Regions from separate parts of the Mus musculus genome. Here regions 1 and 3 are each linked to region 2. Evidence: chromatin loops called from intact Hi-C (ENCODE). Cell type or tissue: left cerebral cortex. All regions are shown on one strand.

What was found. Peaks named below come from ENCODE experiments on the same cell type or tissue, not always from the same donor. Only the 100,000 strongest peaks of a DNase experiment are listed, where the experiment ranks them.
Region 1: it touches region 2 in a loop (2.5-fold over the local background); 3 of 42 quality-filtered maps call a loop at or near these places.
Region 3: a loop joins it to region 2, with 3 times the contacts of the local background. A loop is called at or near these places in 3 of 42 quality-filtered maps.

What each region holds. Positions count from the first base shown.
Region 1 is chr15:30,396,204-30,404,203 of GRCm38, forward strand. All of the region lies in intron 2 of Ctnnd2 (catenin (cadherin associated protein), delta 2), which reads left to right. Among named protein-coding and RNA genes, the nearest start is that of Gm41284, 100 kb to the right of the region's middle. In left cerebral cortex, no CTCF peak of the experiment used is centred here; a DNase peak (open chromatin) is centred at 4,602.
Region 2 is chr15:30,165,703-30,173,702 of GRCm38, forward strand. Ctnnd2 (catenin (cadherin associated protein), delta 2) reads left to right here and starts at 6,832. Exons shown (of 23, transcript NM_008729.3): 1 at 6,832-7,461. The coding sequence starts at 7,425. Gm31953 (a long non-coding RNA gene) reads left to right here and starts at 7,468. Exons shown (of 2, transcript XR_875097.3): 1 at 7,468-8,000. In left cerebral cortex, CTCF peaks have their summits at 4,532, 7,207 and 7,413; DNase peaks (open chromatin) are centred at 4,528, 6,300, 6,807, 7,462 and 1 more place; H3K4me3 peaks cover 1,736 bases; H3K27ac peaks cover 1,510 bases.
Region 3 is chr15:30,024,893-30,032,892 of GRCm38, forward strand. No RefSeq gene overlaps it. Among named protein-coding and RNA genes, the nearest start is that of Gm23033, 140 kb to the left of the region's middle. In left cerebral cortex, a CTCF peak has its summit at 4,549 (motif pointing right); DNase peaks (open chromatin) are centred at 4,571 and 5,085.

The sequences.
Region 1 (8,000 bases), 230 kb after region 2:
ACATTCTGTGGTTTCAGGCCTTACCTTAAAGTTTTGCCTGTTGTACAGAGTACAGGCTGTGTTGGATTTCGCTGTTCAGCACAGGGCTATCCAGCTTTCTGAGCACAGTCATTGAGGATACCTTTTCACTGGGTGGAACTATGGCTAAAATAGGTTTTCTAGACTTTGCATCTTTTTTTTTTTTTTTTGCACTTTTAAGGAATGATTTCTCTAATCTCACCAGTGAAACTCCTACAATTTAATATTCACCTATTCACCGAGAAAAGCAAATAACAATTGCCCTAAGCCTTGTGAGAGAGAAAGTGGTTATTCAGTTATGTGCCATAAAGAGAACGCTGCTGGGGAGGCAATGGAATCAGAGGCCAGCTTTATCATCTTTAACCGTATAAATGGTCTTACATGGCCTAAATGAATACTTTCAATTACCTTGTGAGTTGGGGGGAGATGCCCTTTATTCTTGTTCTGAGAAGGAGGTAGATGTTAAAAGATGTTTGCTATCTCTTCTACTTTTAAATGGCTAAAGCTGGGAGCCTGGCGTGGTTTCTCTTATTCTTTGTCTGGAGCTGTTTCTGTTATTAACGTACATCAGAAAAAAATCTGAGAGAGGCAGATGTCATCATCACACTTGCTATAATCTTAAATGATTAAAAATCTTTATCTTTTATACATGAATTCAGGAAGCTAGGATGGCTCGCCGCTTCCAAAAGCCTGTACTCTGAATGAATTGGAGCCATGCAAGGCTGCTAGAAGAAATCTCTCAGCACCATGAACCCACCCTTTGTCAAGTATAAACACTTAGGACAGGTTGGATAAAAGTCAAGAATGTTGTCTTTCATGTTGTGTGTCTCTGGCCTTTTATTACTTCACTGATCAGCAGGATTGATTTGGCTTATCAGCCCCTTATCACCTATTGACCCGATGTTTCATTACTCATAGAAGAATGGCTTGCTTGATCAAATTGACTATTTAGCAGCCAAGGGTGTTTGAATAGCTAGGAAGTCTTAGAGATGGACATGTGTGTGTGTGTGTGTGTGTGTGTGTGTGTGTGTGTGTATGTGTGTGTGTGTGTGTGTGTGTGTGTGTGTGTTTGTGTATTTGTGTATGTGCCACAACATGTGTATGGAAATAAAGTCTACATAAGATACTGATTCTTGCCTTTCACCTTACCACACTAGTGGGCTTATAGGAGATTCCTTGAATTCTCCCATTTCTACCTCCCATCATGCCATTGGAGTTGTGGGATTACAGATATACACACCGTACCTGGCCTACTTTGGTTCTAGGGATCCACAATTAGGTTCTCCTGCTTCGGGGGACAAACACTATTACTTACAGAGCCAGAGTTTCAGAACTCCGGAGCCATAAATAGAGATCAGAACTCTAAAATCATAGCTGTGAATGGAATATGTGTATGTATGTGTGGAGGGATATCAAGGCTTGTACACATACAGACATGTATGCAAGTGTGAGTGTTCATGTGTGTGTGTGTTTTCAAAGCCACCCCCCCCTCCAGCAGAGCCAAATACTTCCCCATAGAAAATGAATCCAGGATGAGCTGGTATGAACCAGAGTTGAAACTCATTAAAACAATTTAAAGAACAGATTTTAAGCATGGGAGAAGTTTGACTCTAGCTGCATATGTATCAAAAGATGGCCTAATTGGCCATCACTGGAAAGAGAGGCCGAATGGACACACAAACTTTATATGCCCCAGTACATGGGAATGCCAGGGCCAAAAAATGGGAATGAGTGGGTAGGGAAGTGGGGGGGTGAGGGTATGGGGGACTTTTGGGGTAGCATTCTAAATGTAATTGAGGAAAATACATAATAATAAAAAATATATAAAAAAAGAAAGTTCTTATGTAAGGGTTATGACATACTTGAGGACCACAGGTGAGGGACGGTGCACTGTGCACAGACAGCCTGGTTCCAGGTCGAGCACAGACCTCTCGACCTGTGTGATGACTTCTACCTTCATGGGACAGTAGGACTTCAGCCACACCTCCTGGGCCCCTGGCTCCTGTCACAGCTACAGCATCCCACAGGCCCCTGCAGAGGGGTTTGTGGCCATCAGTCAAGTAGTGGATGCCCCAAGCTCCTGGTATTCTGTCTGGGACTCCACCCCCACAGTTACCTGGCAACAGCTAGGATGACCCAGCCCACTATAAAAGGAGCTGCTTGCTTCTTCCTCGCTCTCTTGCTCTCTTACTCTTTTTCTTCTCTCTTGACCTCCTTTTTTTTTAATTAGGTATTTTCCTCGTTTACATTTTCAATGCTATCCCAAAGGTCCCCCATACCCACCCCCCCAATCCCCTACCCACCCACTCCCCCTTTTTGGCCCTGGCGTTCCCCTGTACTGGGGCATCTAAAGTTTGCAAGTCCAATGGGCCTCTCTTTGCAGTGATGGCCGACTAGACCATCTTTTGATACATATGCAGCTAGAGACAAGAGCTCCGGGGTACTGGTTAGTTCATATTGTTGTTCCACCTATAGGGTTGCAGTTCCCTTTAGCTCCTTGGGTAATTTCTCTAGCTCCTCCATTGGGGACCGTGTGACCCATCCAATAGCTGACTGTGATCATCCACTTCTGTGCTTGCTAGGCCCCGGCATAGTCTCACAGGAGACAGCTATATCTGGGTCCTTTCAGCAAAATCTTGCTAGTGTATGCAATGGTGTCAGCATTTGGAAGCTGATTATGGGATGGATCCCTGCATATGGCAATCACTAGATGGTTCATCCTTTCATCACAGCTCCAAATTTTGTCTCTGTAACTCCTTCCATGGGTGTTTTGTTCCCATTTCTAAGAAAGGGTAAAGTGTCCACACTTTGGTCTTCGTTCTTCTTGAATTTCATGCGTTTGGCAAGTTGTATCTTATATCTTGCTCCCTCTCTCCCCACTCACTTCCCCCTTCTTTCCACATGGCCCTGGCTGCCCTCTGCTTCTCTACTCTCCCTCTCTCTGCCTTTCTACAGTAAACACCTTAAAACCATGGCCTGACTCTTCTCATCAGGATCCTCTGTGCTAGGGCAATGAAGCAGGTTTCCCTCTAAAGAGCCTCCCACCGGGAAGCCTCCCTGTGCTCCAGCCATGGCCACCAGCCAAGCTAGCCACCTGAGGAAGCCTAGGACTCTCCTCTCCGTGCTAACCTGCCAGAGCTCTTCCTTCCCTTTTTCCTTCAGCCCCCCAGGCCAGAGTCCCCCGAGGGTTTCCACTTTGTTCTCAGCTCTTCCGCACCTGCAGTGGCGTCTGGGATACCCCAGAGCGAGAGAACCTGTCATCCCTAGCCTCCATGTGGCCCAGGGACCCCAGAACCGGCTCTTCCATGGTACCCAGTGCTCTATGGTGCCCGAGAGTCGGAGCCCGACTCTGACAATAAAGCGGGGACCCCAGACAGTGCCCTTTCCTCACCCCTGGAGCAGGATCCTGTGGCTTCTCATAATCCAATGCCCACCCAGTGGTTTCATGGGGTCTGCAGCGTAGTCAGACTTCCCGAGTCCTGCCCAGTGGTCCTAGCCCTGAGATGACACAGGACCCCGTTTTTTTGTCCCCCACACAGGGGCAGTCCTAATTTCACTGTTTAATAGAAACCATAGTATCGGGTCCAGCCGAGTCTCTCTGAGGTTGAGAGGAATGGTGAGCGTGCTGGCCCAAAACAAACACACAGGGGCTGGGAGTCTATCAAGCAGGAACTCGTTTTATTATGTCAGTCTTTTGTTTATATAGGGTTGAGGAAGGGGATAGGAATTTTTGGTGAGCGAGATGACAGTAGGGGACAGGGAAGGGTGGTGAAGGGTATGGAGTGACTGGCAGGGCCAATAAAGTTATTCTTCATCAGTGGTAGCTAGGCAAAGGCAGGCTTAAGCAGGTCGTGCTGAGTCAGTCCAGTTTGGAAGTGAGCAAGACAGGTCTGGAAAGTCGAGCAAAGGCTCAGGCTTCCTCACTAGGTCTCAGTATCTGGCCGAATAAGGCCCAACACCATAGCATCTGGTGGCTTAAGAAGCTACATCCCAAAGGGTGCTAAAGAAACTTTTCCATTTCTGCCAAATAACATCATAGATTGGTTCCAGATGTGAACTGGGTAGAATCAGAGCAGAAAGCCACTATAAGTCAGAAGCTGCAAGGTAGTTCTGATGTCTGTGATATAAACACAGACTTAGTCTTCTTAATGAGGCTCCCTGAAAAATATCTGGGATGGAACTCACACATTGTGCTTTAAGAATGGCTCGTTAATATTTGAACATTTGCAGTAGAAAATATCTTCATTTCTTACATATATTAGAAAATATATGAGAGAAATATTTCTTTTTGACAGTAATCTGAAAATTTACATTATTTTTTGTTGTTGTTTTTTCCTTATGTGTGTGTGCATGTATTCGTAATTACTCATGTGTGCACATGCCCATAAAGGCCAAAGGAAGGCGTCGGACCCCCTTAAAGTTGTAGTACAGGCCATCGTGAGCAGCCTGGTGTGGTTGCTGGGAACTGAACTGGGGTCCTCTGTAGCAGCAGTATACACCGTTGACTTAGGACTTATCTACCCAGCTTCCAACCCTCCCACTTTTAAAATGACTCATTCATGCGTCAGCTGTCTTCTCAGCCAGTGTTGTTCCTTGGGCTGGATTCCTTGACAGTCAGCTCATGAAAAGCATCAACATGGCTTGCTTCCCTTCCTTGCCCCCTTCATTTTCTTTCTCTTCCCTCCCTGCCTTAGTGATTGCTCATGGGCTTTCTGAAGAGGCTGCCTGTGTACTTTCCTTCAGGTCATGCAGTTCATACCACATTTTACATAAGGTTTCACAAGTATTCCCCTTTCCTCCCTTTGGCTGTGGTGGGAGCTTGTTACTTTGGGGAGAGGGATGCACGCTCAAGTCCTGAGTCATACGCAGGAACACCTTTTGTGGTTACCTTTTTAATTTTTTTTTTAAAAACTCTTAAGTCTCCATCTATATGCATAACTATATATCAACATGAAGTGTCAGGGGCACAAACCCAGTGTGTGTGACAACCTAAGGAATTGCTAATTGCTGGGGACTTGCTCATGGTTCTGCAAAACTGTCTACTCTGAGGCAAGTGCCTTCATTAGGGAAATCTTCAATAAGTCTTAATATAATTAGTGATGAGAAAAGACAGCCTGTGACTGTGTATAATTTATGTGCATAATAAAGTCACCGTCAACGGTATGAGTCACTTAAATGTTTTTTCCTTTCTCTTTCACAATTGCTTCTGAGAATTGCCTGCTAAATTATTTGTTCATTATTCCATACCGGGCTAAAGAGTCTGGACGGCAGGACAGTCTGTAATGTGGCTTCTGAAGGATGGGACTTTACCCCGGCCCTAAAGTTAGTCTGTTCTTTCAACATCTTCACGGACACTGTCCTGGCTATTTCCTGCATCTTGCGTTGTGTATATGAGAAAAAGTGCACTGCAGGATTCTCCTCTGTTCTGGTTTACTTTCCTCTTTTGAACTTCTTAGGGTCTTGCATCAAATTGTTCTTGCGCTAGTGGGCTCTGGTGCTGTCCTTTGTTCGGGCACCCTCCATCCTCGAGGAGAATTGATTCAAACCTCTGTTAGAAGGAGTTCGAATGTATTCGATTACTGTTTTATTTCCACACTGAGAAAGGAAACTGTGTTCTGTAAAACCCTAAGCTTACCAACTGCTCTGGGGAAAAATAGATTCTATAGTTAAATAAATTTTGGAACGATGCACGTAATGTCCTCCCCCCAACAGATTCTTAGGGTGCAGGAGCCTTTCAGAGATTCTGTAATCCATTTGTTGGCTTCACACAGAACAGTGACAATGTTGCCTTAGAGAGGAGGTGCTGCTACAAGGAGTCTACTCTTTAAGAAAATGGTACTCTCTGGGGGCTACTAGACACATGCTGCTTTAGAATATTTAACGTTTGTCCAGGTGTTATACAGTCAGTGCTCTCAAACTTCAAAAATCCCTTGCATCAGTGTTACCTCGGTTTATTCGAGTAGATTTGTGATGGGCATAACTGTCTTCTAAGAAGCCCATGTAAGAAGCAGAGATGCTTGAGACCAGCGGTGTTAAGGAGTAACATTTAGATCTGTGTTGTTATCCTTAACATTTAGATCGGTGGTGTTATCCTTCACTCTTCATAGCCGGGCCTCTAGATACTCCCTTTCTGTATCCTTCTCTGCTGGCCTTAGCCTGAGCCATTAATGATTCTATGACTAGCAATTCTCACTAGAGCTATGATAAACAAAATTTAATTGCCCCAGGAAAAGAATTATTGCTTCTCATTATTTTCCTGCAACAGGTCTGTCTTCTGACTTTTCAGGATCTCACCTTCGATGGAGAAGCTCAACCAGTTTAGGAAGTTTTTTTTTTTTTTTTAAGTTGGTAGTCATAAAGGATATTATTATTATTATTATTATTATTATTATTACTATTATACATAGTGGCTGAGAGTTTAACTTTGTGATTGAGCCTTTGCCTAAAATGTACAAGGCCTTGGGTGTGCTATTCAACACAGCAACAAATTAAAACAATATCAACAAAACCATTAATAACTAGATAGCTTCATGGTTGTATGTCTATATGAATGAATGAATAAGAAACACACACACACACAAACTATCCATTTGACAATTGTCGATTCTTATGTCATTTTTAAATTTAAAATAGAAGCATAATCATAAGAAAAATGACAGAATGGTAGCCATATGCTGAGATACCAAAACTGCATTGTTACTAGGGTCGAAACAGCTGAGTTCTCTAGTAAGAGGTCATAAACTGAAGATTTGGGAATAAGGTCCTGCTTAGAGGCAAATGAATTCATTATAAAATAAGGAAAAGAGATGTTTCTGTGTAGTCTTGAGCTGTCAGACTCCCAGAAGGGCAGAGAGGAACAGAAAATGCTTCGTCTGGTCTGCCTTAACCAATCTAAAGTTGAGAGAATATATTAAAACTTTAATAAACCCGAAACTAATTCATTTGACCAAAAAAAAAGAGATGCTATTATCTTTTCTCATTAAAATCAAAGACTTTGGAGACTAGTTCTTTACATTAGATTTTACTGATGGCTTCTTACAAGGTATTACTTTTCTTAAGTAGATTAATCCTGCATCCAATTTACATCAGTTCCCCAGGCCTTATATCCTGGTCTATAAAGTGACGCTTAGATAGAATGATCTCTAAGGGCTCATCCAGTTTCATGACACCATGATTCAGCCACTCTCTAATGGGTTTGCTGAAGGACAGAGAGACCAAATTAGGCATGAATGAGAAATTGGAAATGACAGTTTTGTAGGATCAGTTTAATAAATGAATGCACTGTTTACAAAGTTACTTTATGAAAGGTATCGATAGATGGCTTTTTAATGATCAGTATTAGGGGAGGGGGTTTACAAATATCATAATGTTCAGAATTAATTAGAAGTGATTGCTCAGCATTGTGCTATGCTACTCATACTTCCAGTGCTTTTGTTCTGAGGCTAAAGAGATAGAATCCACATTAAGTAAATATTTGATAAACAAATATTAAGCCATTTATGTAAAATCAACTTATGCACGTAAAAGTCTGCAGTAGTGACAGCTGGAGGGTTCAGTGGATGAAAGTCCTGCCATAGAGACTGATAACGTTAAGTATTCTAGGGTTTAAAGTTACAAAGGCTATGAACTGCTAAGTGAAAGAGCCAGCCTTGTTATTCTGAAACTCCCATCTGCCTTATTTTTATTTTATATTTTTATTTCTTGCTAGTAGCTATGGGTTTTGTTGTGTTTAGTTGTTCTTGTCACAGTTTTTCAGATCATATTGTTCATTCGTATTACAATCCACATGCACCTTAGAACCCAGAGAAATAAATTCTAAAGGCATAAAACCGTGCTTGAGGAATTGCCTCTAACTCCCAAACGGAAGGTCATCGCTTAGTATTTATGTGACCTCCTCCATTCCTTCTTCATGCTCCATTCAACACCAATGTGCCAAGCCTTAAGCTCGCTCCCTGGGCATGCTGATAAATAGATCTGCTCCA
Region 2 (8,000 bases):
TCGGACCATACCAACTATTATTTCACTGAAAATGGTTTAATTTTAATTTAAGAGAAAATCCATGTGAAGAAAGCACTCCCACGATATATCATTAGTAAGAGGAAGAGAGAGATTACAGGAAACCTCCACCCGATAAAGCTTTTTCCCTAGTTTTCTTTTTTTGAAAACACTTCTGTTCATGAAATATAGTCTCATCTCGCTTCCCCCTCCCCTAATTCATTTTAGACCCTCCCCATCTTTCCTCCTAGCCACATCTGCACCCTTTCTGTCTCCTTTTAGACAACAGACAGGGATTGATAGAATACTAATAAAATAAGAGAAAGCATAAACAATTCCACAATGGGATAAAACACACAGAATAAAAAGAGCAAAATAAAACATAAGAAATGGATACAGTAGCAGATACACACTTGCACACACAGGAAGCTCATACAAATCGCAAAACCAACAGTCATAATATGTACACAGAGGACTTGTACAGTAAAACAGATGGATGAATGATGGATAGATATATTAGATAAATAGATAGATAGATAGATAGATAGATAGATAGATAGATAGATAGATAGATAGATAGATAGGTAGATGTCCTGACAAAACATTACAAGGCAAAGAACCTCCATAGATGACACTGGGTTTGTTTTGTATTTGGCCATCTACTTGTGGGCACAGAAACTAAAACTTCATTAAATCTTAACAGTGTTTGTACCGAGTGAGAATTTTGGAGGAAGCTGCTGCTGCTGCTGCTGCTTCTTCTTCTTCTTCTTCTTCTTCTTCTTCTTCTTCTTCTTCTTCTTCTTCTTCTTCTTCTTCTTCAACTTGTGAGTGATTGTAAATTAGAAATCTCATGTGGCCTACAGAAGGGTACTTGTGTCCATTTCTATCAGCACTGGGACCCCATTTTGGCATAGACCCATGAAGGCCCTGTGCATGCTACCACAGCTTCTGTGAGTTGGTCATGTCCTGCTGTGTTTAGAAGGCTTTGTTCCCTTGGTAACCTCCATACCACTGGCCCTTGAATTCTTTCTGACACTTCTTCAGGATTCCCTGAACCTTTTGGGAATGGAGTTGCTGAAGACATTCCATTTAAGAGTAAGCGTTCCAAAGACTCTCAGTCTCTGTATATCATCACGTCTCCATGTTTGCTCCCATCTACTGCAGAAGGAAGCCTCTCTGATGATGGCTGAGCAAGGCACTGATGGATGAACACAACAGAATATTATTAGGAGTCACTTTATGGCTACATTTCTTTAGCTGAAAACTAGTATTTAGTTTTACTCTAGGTCCCTGGCCTGTCCAGTCTCAGGTTCTTGCCACCTGAACAGCATAGGGGATGGGTTACATCTTATGGAGTGGCTCCTAAATGCAATCAGATATTGATTGGTTGGTTACTCCCACAAGCTTTGGGCCCCCGATGCACTGTGTATCTTGCAGGTACATCATTACTGCGTATCAAAGACTATCTAGCTGTGTTGGTGTTTACTTTGTCCAATGGTAGCAGAGGGAGCACATTCCATTACTTTAAATACTGCATAGTAGAGATGAAGTCTCCAGCTAGGTACTAGCTTGACTTCTTCATGTTTAATGAGTTATATAGATGTCTCCATCAGCAATAGAGCCTAACTGTAAGTTTGAGGAAAGCAACTAAGAGCCTTGGCAATAGCCTGGGTTGTTTGGGCATTCTAAAGGGGGCTCTTGGGCCAACAACTTGGTTAGATGTAACTCATTCCTTCCTGGCACTGGAAGCTTCATTTGGTGACAAGAGATGGACAGTTAGGGCAATTTCACTTCAATTGTCTTCCTAAATTGGTTTTTAAAGTAAATTTATACTGTTATATATTTCAATATCACCCCTCAAAATGTCCCTCAGTTTTAGCTGGGCCTGTCTTCTTCTTCCCTCCACTTACCAATTTGATTCTCTTATTCCTGCCCCACGCTCATGCATCCACAACTGTCTACTTTATTTATTTTCCTTAGGGAAATACATCCCTCCTCCCTACTCTCTTGCTGTCTACCTAACCTCTGTGGCTATATGGCAATGAATTAACTACTGACATCCAGATATAAATAAATACATTCCATGTTTATCGGTGTCTAGGTTACCTTACTCAGTATGAGTTGTTCCTTGTTCAACCCATTTATCTGTGTCTTCCATTATGTAAATGCACCACATTTTCCTTACCAATTCATTTGTTGATGGACATCTTGGTTTTTTCTAATTTCCGGTTATAAGTGAATAGAACAGCAATGAGCATGGTAGCGCAGTGCCCCTGCAGTAGGGTGAAGAGTCCTTTGGATTTATGTCCAGGAGTAGCTCAGCGGGATCTTTGAGGAAAATTGGTTCCCATCTTCCTGAGCAACTGCCACACTGATTGCCATGGTGGGTGTACAAAGATGTGCTACCATCAGCAAGGGAGGAGTGTTCCACTTCACTCTACATCCTGACCAGCATGGGTGGTCAGATGTTTTATTGTTCTTAGTTGTTCTGACAGGTGTAAGCTAGCATCTCAAGGTAGTTTTAATTGTCCTCTTCCTGCCACCATGCCTTCACTGCTGCACCAGGCACTCTAACCCCTTGGAACCATAAGCCCACATAAATCCTTCCTTCTGTAAGTTGCCTTGGTCATGGTGTATTATCACAGCAAGAGTGACCACCACAGGCTATGCTCCAGCATCCAGGAGAGCTTCTTCTCCAGCCTCATCTCTGCAATATGATGTATTTTCGTAAATGTAGCGAAGTCATCCATTTCTGTTGGCCTAGACCCCTGATCCACAGTCCATTTCTGATGATTGGTGTGTGTCCTTTTCTACATCTACCAGGCCACATAGAATTCAGAGATTTCAGAACAAACCGTGACCTCGATACCTGTGAGGGACTTTATTATACCCCTCACTGAGCCCCGAGTCTTTCTGTCAGTATAAGACCTGACTTCATTGTATATCAGAAGAACTCAGCTCTTACCGAATACGACCTCTCCTGGTTTTGTGTTAGGACTTCAGGCACTATTTATTCCCCATGCTACCTGCAGGGGTATAATTGACAATGGACCCATACGCTCAGACCTTTGAACACTTGGACTCCACTTGGTGGCTGCTTGGGAAGGATAAGGAAGTGTGGAGTTGCTGCAGGACACGGGGTGAGGATGAGCATGTTTTCAATCATAAGTTCTGCTGGATCTCCCCCTCGGATGCTTTCTTCTATTCTTATTCAATAACCCTAGTTTATAGTCATAGGGAATTCATCATCTGCTCTATTGTTCCTTATTGATTCTATAAACTTATCCCAGTAGTAACCACAGTAGATACTCAATAAGCATTTTCTGAATGAACAAATAGAAGAATGAAAGAATGTTCCCATCATATGAGCTTTAGTGTAATAAGAGAGTCTACTCAGAGTGCAAAGTTTTTAATCAAATGACCCTGGCCCTGCTCTTTGCAAGTGTGGCTAAGGGAGATTAGTTAATCGCTTCTTTCTTTCTTTCTTTCTTTCTTTGTTTCTTTCTTTCTTTCTTTCTTTCTTTCTTTCTTTCTTCCTTCCTTCCTTCCTTCCTTCCTTCCTTCCTTCCTTCCTTCCCCCCTCCCTCCCTCCCTCCCTCCCTCCCTCCCTCCTTCCTTCCTCCCTTCCCCCCCTCTCTCTTTCTTTCGCAGTATCATTCTAAAGTAACATGCTGTATCTTTTATGCTTGTTATTAATAATATTCATCATATAAGTCAGATGTCATATTACACAGATGGGTTACTGTTACAGAAACTTCATTGTAGAATTTAAATAATGGTATTTTAAAAAAGATTTATTCTAATCATTTATATGTCTATATGTATCTGCATGAGAATACAGTACATGTGGAGGTTAGAAGCAGGTGTCCAATCTTTTAAACGAGTTATAGGTGGTTGTACACTGTCTCACATGGGTGCTGGAGCCAAAGTTAGATCCTTTCCAGGAGCAGTATGTGGTTTTAACCTCTGAGACATTGCTCCTGCCTATAAATTACAAATTTTAAGAAATTACCACAACTATTGGTACTTAAATACAGGACAGAAATAAAATTGTTGACATCTAGTTATACTTCTAAATTTCAACAAACATCAACAGGTAATACATTTTAAAAATGTCAAACCACCATTTCCTAGTTAAATTTCATTATCTTGATATTTTACCAATAAAGAGATTTTCTTCTAAAGTCAACACAATCTGAACTCTAAAACTTGACATATGACTTTACAAAATGTGTTTCATTAATACATTTTATTCTCAAAACTTAAGCCAAACTTCCATGTAAAAATGTTTGCTTCATATTTTAAGTTGATTTTGAAAAATCAAGAGAAACGTGTTGCTTTGAGATGTGATTTCTACACTGCGTTGCTCTAATGATGTGCAAACAGACGAGGGACAATAACGATTTGCCATGTAGCATTCATTGATCAATATAATTCGAAACCACCAGAATAACAATTTTCTGGACTCAGAGTGGATGTGTGAATTTAGGATTCTGCTCCTCACTGGAACTGTCAGAAGCAGCAAGCAAAAGATGGCAGCAGCGAGTCGTCCGAAGGCTCAGCACCACACAGGAACACTTCACCCTAGTTTTCACATTATCTAATTGTGAACTTAATAATATCTCCAGTTACAAATAAATCTGGAAGGACAGAAATCATAAATGTTTCAACGAAGTGCATCAAAGAGTAAATGAAATCCTTGTTGTTTAGGGCATGTCTGCTTCTTAAAGATCCCACACCTACCACAAGAAGTTCTTCAGGGACTGATCATGGGTGTTGCCATAGCGATCAATAAATCAATGGGAATTTTGCGATTTCTCATAAAGCAAAGCAAACAACTTTTCTCTCATACTGGATCTTTTTGGATATAAACATATGTATATGCTATAAGGATAGGATCTGTGCACCTACTACGATATCTGATTTTGTCTTAGTCTCTTCCCTGTCCCCACTGACTTACTGACTCCTTAAAATTCATAAGGAGAAAAACAGGGATCCAGAGAGATGGCTCAGTAATTGTGCTTGTTCTGCAAGTTTGAGAACCTGAGTTCAGGACCCCCATAGAATGACTGGTGAGGCCATGTAACACACCTGTAAATCAAGTCTTGAGGGGACCTGGAGACTGGAGGTTTTGGGGGGCTTGTTAGCCTCTAAGTTCACAGGTTCAGTGGAAGACCAAGTCTTAAAGAATAAAGCCAAGAGGGACAGAAAAGAACATTATTGAGTTCTCCCTGGTCTCCGGGCATCAGCACACATATTCACATAGACCACATGCCTCACATACATACATACACGTATCTCTCACACATGCTAGCACATACAAATCACACAAGTACAAACAGAAACAGACACACAGAGGCTAAGCGCATCTTTTATTATGTAACACACACACACACACACACACACACACACACACACACACGAGATGTGACAGCTGGTGTGCCTTACAAGCCCCAAATTCCAGATTCAACTGAAGCTGATGTGGGAAAAAAAAAAACAAAAAAACAAAAAAACAAAAAACCAAACCTGCAAATGACCACATATCTTCCCTCACAGGAATCAGGCTATGTTAATGTCACACCAGCTTCGAAGGAGAACCTACACTGGAGAACAACTTTTGGGAGTGAGACTGAGCCTACTAGAGGTAGATGGAATGACTGACGGTGCACATTTCCCTGTTGTGAACAGTCATTACTCAATCTCTTGTCTGTTCCTTTACATATTTAGTCTGCTTAACTTTTCTTTCCACTTGCCTCAGCCTTTCACTAACTCCAGAGAATAATAGAGGCTATCTCAGATTTAATGCAAGCATTTTGACCTTGTTGGATAATCTCTTGCAAACTGAATAGAAATGTCCCTGAGATTACTGAAGCTGGAACCCCTCTTATTACAAGTTCGGGGTTCCTGGTCCATTTATCTGTGTCTCAGAAAATGGCTCTGGGAAAGAGTAGGGTGGGGTGGGCTGGCTTCAAAGTAAGGATCTTTGGTGGAATAATTATGGGACGTATTTGTCCTGCATGTGACTGACAGACTTTGCAGCCACACAGGGACATAGATGAAGGTCCTGAGGGCCTGCCTGCCTTGGAACTTGGCATGGGTTTCGTTTTCCAACAAGACTTTTCATAGTGTGACTTTGCTTGCTAGATTTAGCACTCTGTGTTGCCTAATGACTGACTAACTGAGAGACATTCGGAAATCTCAGTTGGAAATGGAGCAAGCTTCACAGACTCCACCGCGGTCAGTGGAGGAGGAGCAAAGTTTTCATTTTAGCACGGGACAATGGAAGAGAAGAGGAAAACAGTCGTGGAGGTGTCCAAGAAGACAACTGGGTGAGACGTGACAGGAAGACGAAGAGAATTCATTAAAGCTCTAGATCCAGCAAGGGTCTTCCTTGTAGGAAGTTTACTCATATTCCAGATTTTAAAACCAGACTGAGTTTGCATAAAGCATAATCAGAGCAGGAGGTGGTGGAGATGGGGCCCCAACACTACGAAAGAACCTTTCACAGACGTCATGCGTTCTTTGCTTTGGAACCCTAGAATCTACAAGAACATCCACCCCCATCCACTAGCTTTCATGGCTGGCCCGGTGCTCTCCTTAACTCACAAGCTACTCTAAAACCCCTCAATCGCTGCCCCTTTGCAGACCAACATCTGCCCCGCAGAATCAACTCTCCGCGTAGGCTCTATCTCGGGTGCTGTCTGTTCCCGGGGATGCGCGGCCCTCTCCCAACCTGAGCCGCCTCCTCCCATCTCTGCTGCTGTTGCTGCCGCCGCGAAAACCAGAAGTGGAATTCGCGTGGCGAGGCGCCGCGCTCTCTCGGCGGCACTGGGCATGCTCCGCACCCGGGGCAGGTTTCGGTGGTGGGGCGGACGCTCGCTCGCTCACTAGCCAAGCGCCGGAGCCGGCCGCCGCGGCTGAGCCGGAGGCTGAGCTGCGGCGCGCGGCGGGAGGAGCCTCGCTCTCGGCGGCGGCGGCGGCGGCGGCGACACAGGTGGCGCGGGCGGCGCGCAGGGCGCAGCTCGAGAGCGCTCGGCGCCGGGCGCCAGGGCGGCCCAGGCTCGCGCCCGCGGCGGCAACCGGCCGAGCGGAGCGGCGGGCGCGGCGGCTCGGTAGCCCGGCCCGAGCCCGGGGAGCCCCGCGGAACCCTGAGCATCCCGCGGCGCCCGCCGAGTCGGGCAGGGGGCGCTACGCTCGCCGCGCTCGGAGGGGCGGCCGGGCCGGGCGCTGCGCACTCGCGTCGGGAGCCGCCTCTCGCCTGCCGCGCTCGCCCCTGCTCCCCGCCAGCATCACTTGTCCCGCGGCCGCGCTCCGACAACAAAAGCGGAGGATGCTGCAGCTGGGCAAGGTCAGGACCTTGCTCTGAAGCCGGGCGGCGGCGCGCACGCCTTTCCCCCGACTGAGGAGCTGTCTTTGGCGGCGGGTGCATGTTCGCCAGGAAGCAGTCGGGCGCCGCGCCGTTCGGTGAGTTGCCTTAGCTGAGCTGCTGGAGCCGGGCGCATCCTCCGGGCGTCGTCCTCTTGCTCACCGCCGGTGGGGGTTGGTCCTCCGCTTCCAGCGGGGCTAGGGGTGGCGGCGGGCGGCAGTGGGGTGCTGTCTGCCCCGGGGGAGGACCGCGATCCTACCGGCTCCCCTCTTGGAAGGCGGCTCTCCCCGCAACGGGGTCCGGGGTCAGTGTCTTTCTTGGAGCGGTTACCAAGTGGCTTCTCCGCGTGCTCCCCTCCCTGCCACCCCTCTACCTCGGAGGACGCGTATATAGGGCAACACCGACTGCTCCCCGCCACCCTCCAGAGCAACCCGGTTGCATTCATGACGTCCCTAATATACCGGAGAAGACGGGGTGGGGGCGGGGAAGACTTCCTTCCAGTCTTTTGCCCTTATGTTCAATGTCATTACGATGTTTGGCTAGAACAAAATGGAAAGACTTAGTCATATGCGTCCATGGCCGTTTCTTCAGTCTCCCGCTGCTCGCCAGACCCAGACCCCTTTGGTCTATATTTAGC
Region 3 (8,000 bases), 140 kb before region 2:
TTTTTCATTGATAGGTTATTTTTTTTCATTTAAATGTTTACATATGGTCATTTGGGTTAGATTTTTTAAATTTCAAGTATTTCATGATTCTGATAACTAAATGTACATATTATATATAAATATTCATATATATATATATATATATATATATATATATATATACATCTAAGTAAGTATCTGTGAAGATCTCATTATTCTAACTCATTTTGCATGACCGAAATCATTTTGCACTTCCCATTCCTTTTACAAATTTAGCTGTTTGTGGGCATTTGTGTAATGCATGAACAATGTTCATTTAAATCTTGGGCCCACTTTCCTATTTTTTTTATTTTTCTTTCTTTCTTTTGTGTTTATGTTGAAGCATTCTCCACAGCATACAAGTGACAGAACTTTATGTATGCTACATCTTCCAAATATTCCGCACTAGTTTTCATCTTCACCTCACAATGCTTCTGCCTTGCACTTTTTCAAATGTAACTGTCACACATAGAGAACTGAGCCATAAGACCTCAGTATTTCACATGGTTTCCTCGCTCGGACTCCTCTCAGTATTCACAGGAGATAAACCTTCTTACCTCTGCTTCCTTGGTTCATGAGAGGCATTTTATATTTCCACAGCTACAGAGATCCATTTAGCATCTTTGTCTTCTATTCTGTTACTCTCTTTGTTCGTTTAATCAGTAACAGATTTTTAATTACCAGAGCCATGTGATGTTTTAAGCTCTGATAAATTTAGTTTACAGTAGTCTAATTTTTTTCAATGCTCAAGTGTTTATTTTTACATAAATATTAGTGTCAAATGTTTAATTCCAAAAAGGCCTATTCTTAATTTTGTTTATGACTGTTTTAAATTTAAACAACAGAGAACTGACATCCTTATAATAATATGAAATTCCACCCAAGTAAATATGTTTTGAAGAAAAAAGAATTGTGGGCATTTGTGTAATGCCATACACAAATGGAGTAACCTTGCTAATGATTACTGTGGGTGAGAGATACAAGCTATCTGATGATACTCACTGGGTCTCCTTTATTTCTTTACTTAAACAAGCAAGTCTGTATCTATGAAAAGCTGGTATTTAAAACTTGCCAGACTGGAAACTGCACTCCCTGATACTTAAGAAAATAAATCAGCCAAAGATGTGTTCTCTCTATAGTGACGGTACTCCGCAAGATCTGTGGGATTCTTGGTTTACTCCTATTATGTTCGGTGCTTTTATACTCTGACATGTTTTAAAGTTTATTTCATTTGCCTCATATATTAACATTATGGTGTGGTTTATAATTTTTCTCTTCAACCTCACTTTTTTGTGTCTTGTAACTTCATTTCATTCCAATGTGTATAAGCTTCATTTTATTTTCCTTATTCTTTAAATATCTTCACATTTTGTAGGTTTAGCCTGCAAAACACTACTGACTTTTAACACAGAATTCCCAAGAAAAAAAGATTTATGTGTGACAAAGACCAGAAAATTATTCCGATGGCAACACTTTGAAAAGTAGAAATTTTAAACGTGTAAAGATGCTTAGCGCATAATTTATCACTGTGCTTCGTGTCGGACTTTTCGGGTTTTCATTTTTTTTTCTGTCAGTTTTGGTAACATTGTCACTCTCAAGAGATTTATGTCATTTCAGTCTTTAGGCTGGGAACATAGCAAGGTGATAGATAGGCTGTTTGCCTAGCATGCACAAAGCCTTGGATTCCAGTCTCCTCCACAAACCAGACATGATGGCTCAGCACAGGGTCAGCAGTCCAAAATAATCCCCAACTGCATGCAAGTTTGATGCCAGACATGTTTCTTTGTCCCCGGAAATAATCTTGTTTTAAGCTGTTCATAATATAATCAATTTTCATTACTCAAATGATCAGTGCAAATTTATTATTATGATTAAGGTTTGACTTACATACATACACACACACACATACACACACACACACATGTCAATTTTGTTGATTGTTTTCTAAATGTATCATTGCCTATATCTGTCCTCTGAACTTCTGAGCTTCCCACTGCTCACATGAATCTACTAATCCCCCTTTAGTACTTTTATTTGCAACTTCATCCCTGGTGATGCTGAGATAGCCCATGTCTCACTGGGACACCTTCTTACATAACTAGGTCTTTTTCTCCCTAATTGCTTAAGTTTACATTCGCCATAAATTCTTGGCACACTTTTCTGTAATCACATTTTTAATTATACATTTTAATGGTTTCCATGGCTACACATGGTCACTCTTATTTTAAAGAAATGTAAAGTTCACAAACACACTCTCTGGTAACTATTAAATTTTGCTTCTGATGGGGTAGAAAGGTTGCTAAGCAGCTAAGAGCACTTGCTGCTCTTCCAGGTGACCTGAGTACAGTTCTCAGCTCCTGAGTCTGATGTCTGTATCTCCAACTTCAGAAGATATACTGCCCTCTTCTGGCTTCCTTGGGCATCAACACACACATGGAATTTATTTACACAGACATACATAAACATAAATAGAATTGATTATCTCTCTCCATCTATCTATCACTCCTTTAGATCTCAGCTTTTATCCCAGCTTTCAGCAGCTTGCTATTTCCTTCCTGTTACATCCACTGACTTTTTCTTTGATTTTCAAGGGTAGTCTTTTAAATAAACCTTCTAGTTTTTTTTCAATTGAAATGTTGCCTGACTGTACTGTTCTTAAATAGAAGACTCTAAATGTGATGATGAAGAGATCAGCTCTAAACACAATCATGCAGCCACTGCAAAAATAAATATGAAGATGCACATGCTGCATTGTGGATTTTATTACCTGATATCATGTAATTAACTCTAGTACTGTTTCAAGTGGCCGCTGCCATTTAAATTAATTGTGACTTAGTGACAGTTTGAATGTCTGCAACATGAAAAAAATAGCATAAAATGAAGATCATTTTATATATGGTAAAGTCTCTCTTATTTGTGCCACTGTATCTGTAAATACGAAAGTGCTGGACTTTAGTTAGAGATTATGAAAAAGGCACTCTTTCATATCCATATTTCTTACAGATCACATAAATTATTTCCATGTTCTCATGTTCTCTAAACAAGACCTCTAGTATCAATGAAGCAGATACCTAACAATGTGACTGTTGTGATACATACAATGTGACTTTTGTGATACACAGAACGCATATCCACCATCATTGTGTACACCTGGAAAGACAGCGGGAGCAGGATCTACAGGGTCTCATGTCAATGATGTGTGTTTTCAGATTAAAGCATTTTAATGGAAAACCATTTTAGGTGTTGAGAGACTGGTTGTGGCACATTCTTTACTTCCCAGGCGTTCACTGGAATTTAGTGTGTCACAGTGTTTAAAGTAGGCTCGGGAAAACGGAGTAGACAGACACAATATAAAAAAACCTACCAAATTACCACAGCAGACATGATGTTTAAAGAAGTTGTAAATTATGTTAAGTGTCTCTGGAACTCTTATAATATGCTCCTGCTTAAGGTACAACTTTCTTGGACTGCCATTATGCCTAAGAATCCTTGACAGACATCATAAAGAAGATATCCTTGCTGGAGTGAACCAGTGACCATTCACTCTTAGGTGGTTTTTCTTTTAATTAAGGAGTGATTTAACAGAAATTATTTCCCATGAGTAATCTACCAGATATCATAGTACCCTGTGTACTCTTTGCCCCTCCTTAGCATATAAGTTCATTCCTTCTTGTTGTTCCAAGATTTCACAGAAAGATGTGAATCCCACCTTAGTTTACATATTTCTTAAAAAGCAATTTGCTACTTAAGTTCTATGGAGTATTTTCATAAGCGTTATAAGGGAGTATGTTATGGAACAGCTGGTTTATCTCCTAAGTTTTGTTTAGACAAATATTAAACTGTCATAAACATTTTTAAAAACTGTGGACTTCATCAGAATGTTTGTCGTGAAAACAATGAAAGAGATGTTATTCCCCAGTGGGTGTTTGGCTACCTGTGGACTTTCTGACATCTAATGTGAACCATTGTCCAGGATGTTAAAATAGTTTAAGTATACTTATTTAAACGTTCATAATTTTCTATTGTTACTCAATATGACTTCAGTTTGAATTTTGGGAGCACACTGACCTTTTTGTTTTATATTAAGAAGTAGTCTTACTTTAGTATTTATTTCTATACCCTCTGCCCTACATTGGAACAGACAGGCATAAAAGAAATGAAGTCTGTTGGTCCCCCACCTCTTAATCAAGAATCCGAGCAAATAGCATGACTCCTCCTCAGTATGACTTGGTCCTAAATACTGCAAGTAGTTAATGCATTACACCAATCACCTTTCCCATGTTTAAGTCTTAAATGATGTGAGTGAAAACCTTACATCATGCACAGGCTTCTCACTCTTAAATTAAATCAGTTTATTCAAAACATCCCACAACATAAATTAGCGTGCTAGATGTACAAACTGAACATTGTAATAGTCTGTAATAATTTATTCAGTCTCTTCATTGGTAGTTCATTGTGTGTCATCTGTTTGTGAATTATCTACCAATCTGTCTTTAAGCAAGCCACTGACAGCATAAGGATTCTCCTTGCCCAGTAGAGGGCAGTGCTGCACATGGAACCAGCATATCCCACTAGTAGGTTCTTCAAGAGTTGAACGCATGACCACATTGTCCCATGCACCTAAAATAATGAATTTTGTTTCTGGAATAAATAACTGTAAGGAAACTATGGGCAAATAGATGCATGAGCAGAGCTAGGCTAAAGGTCCATAGATTAACACTATTGGCTTCACCATCCCTGGTTACATGTGATACATGTACAGACACGTACAGACATGCACAGATACATGTGCAGAGCTAAGCTAAAGTTTTGAGGATGAGCAGTTGACCTCATCATCTCTGGTTACATGTGATACATGTACAGACATGCACAGACACATGTGCATGAACACTGTTGGCCTCAACACCACTGCTTACAAATTATGAAGGCTTTTCTTACACGTCAAATAAGACAATATTAGAGAAGTAACCAATCATTTTATTGTATTTCAGATTACTCCATCTAATTGATGTCTACTGCTGTGAGTAAATTCCTGTAATTGGATGATGTAAGTTCTGCTGTTGAAGCTTCTAAGCCCCTGGAATCTCCACGGCGATGAGATGAGTCACTCTTTTGAATCACCGATCTAAAAATCACAACTGAGTTTTACTTCGGTGTATACCTTACGCTGGGATCAATACCTCAGCATTAAAAATTCATTTTAGTAATAGTTCCTAATAAATCTCCCCTCAGAGGTATTGAAATAACACAACGGAAACTTGTCAACATATGTGGTTATGATATGTATTGATTCCTAGAGCAAAGCACATCTAATCTGTTCTCCTCCATGAGGTTTCAGTTTATTCCACTCCACCATTGTATTAAACCAGCACTTGCAGTCCGTTAGCGTGTCACTTAGCAACCTCCACACATCATCCCAGATGAATTTTCCTTCGTGCCTTTCCCTAGTACTTCTAAACTTTAAGGGCTTAAGAAAACTACTTAATTTTAAATTTGACTTTTAACTATTTTCCGAGAATTTTATATATGCATGTAATGAAACAGTGCCACATATATACCCACCCTCTTCAATTCTGTTCATATTTCCCCAACATACATCCCTCCCAGTTTTTTTTTGTTTGTTTGATTTTTTTTTTTTGTTTTTTGTTTTTTTGTTTTTTGTTTTTGATAGCCTACTAAGTCCTGCTGGTACCACCCCCTTGTGCATGGGCATCCGTTGCAGCATGGGGAATCATCAGCAGGTGTACCCTCAATAACGATGCCCCTCTGCCAGCAACCATCCACTGCCAATGACTCCTAAGGAAAGGGCGGGGCCTAGATATCCTCTAACTCATGTATGCTAGAACTTTGGCTGGCTTGATCTTGTATCACTTTGGTAACCATAGCTACTGTGAGTTCCTGATTATGACAGCCAGGTCATGACCACAGCCAGTATTTTATAGCATTCTCTCCACCTTCTGGCTATTATATTCTTCTCTGTTTTTCTTTTTTAAACATTTCTCCATTGACATTCATCTCCCTGTCCCTTCAGATTCCACCGCCACTCTTGCAACCTCCCAAGAATAAATAAATGAATACCACAAACAAACAAACAAACAAAAGCACAGAAGACATATCATCATGGAAACCGTAGTGCCATGGTGTGTAATATATATATATCCCTGTGTCTACGCATCTTCCGTTGCTAAATGTTCATTGCAATGACGTTGGCTTGGTTTCTGTGACACCAACAATACTAGCTCCTAACCAGGACTCCTCCTGGTTATGACAGGCCTGTCACATGTCTCAACATTTCAATTTCACAGATGATACAGATTTGGGGGTGGGCCAATTCAAAGCCCTGGATCTGGGTTGAGATGGTATCTGAGATGCAGGATCTTCCTTATCCACCAGGATGAGCTCTCCAGCACTACTCTGACTGGTCACCTAAAGCCACCATTGACAGGAGTCAGGTGCATCTCTCCTGCTCTCAGGCCCGCAAACCCTCACCTGTATTTATGCCTCCAGAACCAATTCTACTGTGCTGCCCAGTTGAGGTAAGGAGCCCACAGAGTGAAGGGCTGAGCCAGCTCCCCTGACTGCTTTGCAACCACACCAACTCACAGGAGACAAGTGATGGGGTCAGCTCCCCTGCACTCATATCCAGCTGCCCAGGCAAGGTGCACAGCTGCTCTCTTGGGTGCTGCAACTGGTAAGGGAAAAGGCCAACCTACCAGCTCTCACGACTCAAGGGCCAGATCTCCCAATGGCTGCGACAGGTGGTGAGGGGTGAGCGCATCGCCTCTGCACCTCTGTCACCTCCTGGCATAAGAGTGGCAGGGCCAGTTTTCTCTCTGCCTCCTCTTTCCCAATATCTCCTGAGCTGTGGCAAATGGCAGGGTTAGGATATAGTTGTCCAGTTTGGGGCAATATGAGAAAAACATAGAATTGATTATTTGAAGAAGAAAAAAAAAAACAGAGTTCCTTCCGAATGTTTTATATTTAGACCCTTTAAGGTTTAAGATATAAGAAAAAGACATTATGGTTTCTTAAGTGTTTTTGAGTATTTTGAAACCAGTAGTTGAGAATCATGGGTCTTCCACAGGTTTTCTTTTCTGCACTACTATTCAAATTTTGTCCAAGAGAAATCTCTCATAAAAAATTAAATAACAGTGAATGTGTGTTAAATATGTCCAGTTTGTTTATATTGTAGTATTTGAATCAGCTCCACCAGGAGCTGTCTCTGCTGTTATAATACACTGCAGGGAAGAGAAATTGGTAATTTGGCAGAAAATTGCTATTCAAAATGGTTATTTAAAAAAGACACTGTCAACAGAAATCTCCAGGAACCAACTATAAATTATTTTATATTTAATCATTTGACCTGAAAAATATGAACCCACATTCTTCTCTCATCATAAAAAATTCATTGATATAGACTATTAAATGAGGAAGGAAAATACCTAATCTGGATGCAGGAAGATATTTTATAGCCCACAGTGAAATACTGTGGTTTTAATTTAGGTTCTGGCGTTTACATGGGCTAATTTCAGACACTGTATCAGTTAATTGGGAGCATTGCTATCTTCCTGGGAAGATTCACAGAAGCAAGACAGGTAAGCACATGGGAAGATCCTGTCTAAATGACCGTGATGTGTTTAGTGAGTAGGGAAGGTTACTGATAATCATTTGCTCTGAAAATGAGTTTGTATTTTCATATTGGTTACATCGCTTTATTCTTTGACTCCCTTCTGCATCCCTGAAGTTGGTTGCCAATGACTGCTCTTAATTTGAAGTGAAATGAAATAAAAGGGAAGCATGAAGAAACTTTGCAAGTAATGAAATGATGCATAAATATTAGGGTGTACAATTAATCAGCAACACATACAGGAATTAACCATGACATAAGAAACACTCTGTGCTGTATTTTATCATCTGGGGAGATTGTTTAGTTAAAAAAAAAAGAACATTTTTGAACGAAAATTTATCACTGGCTGGAAAAC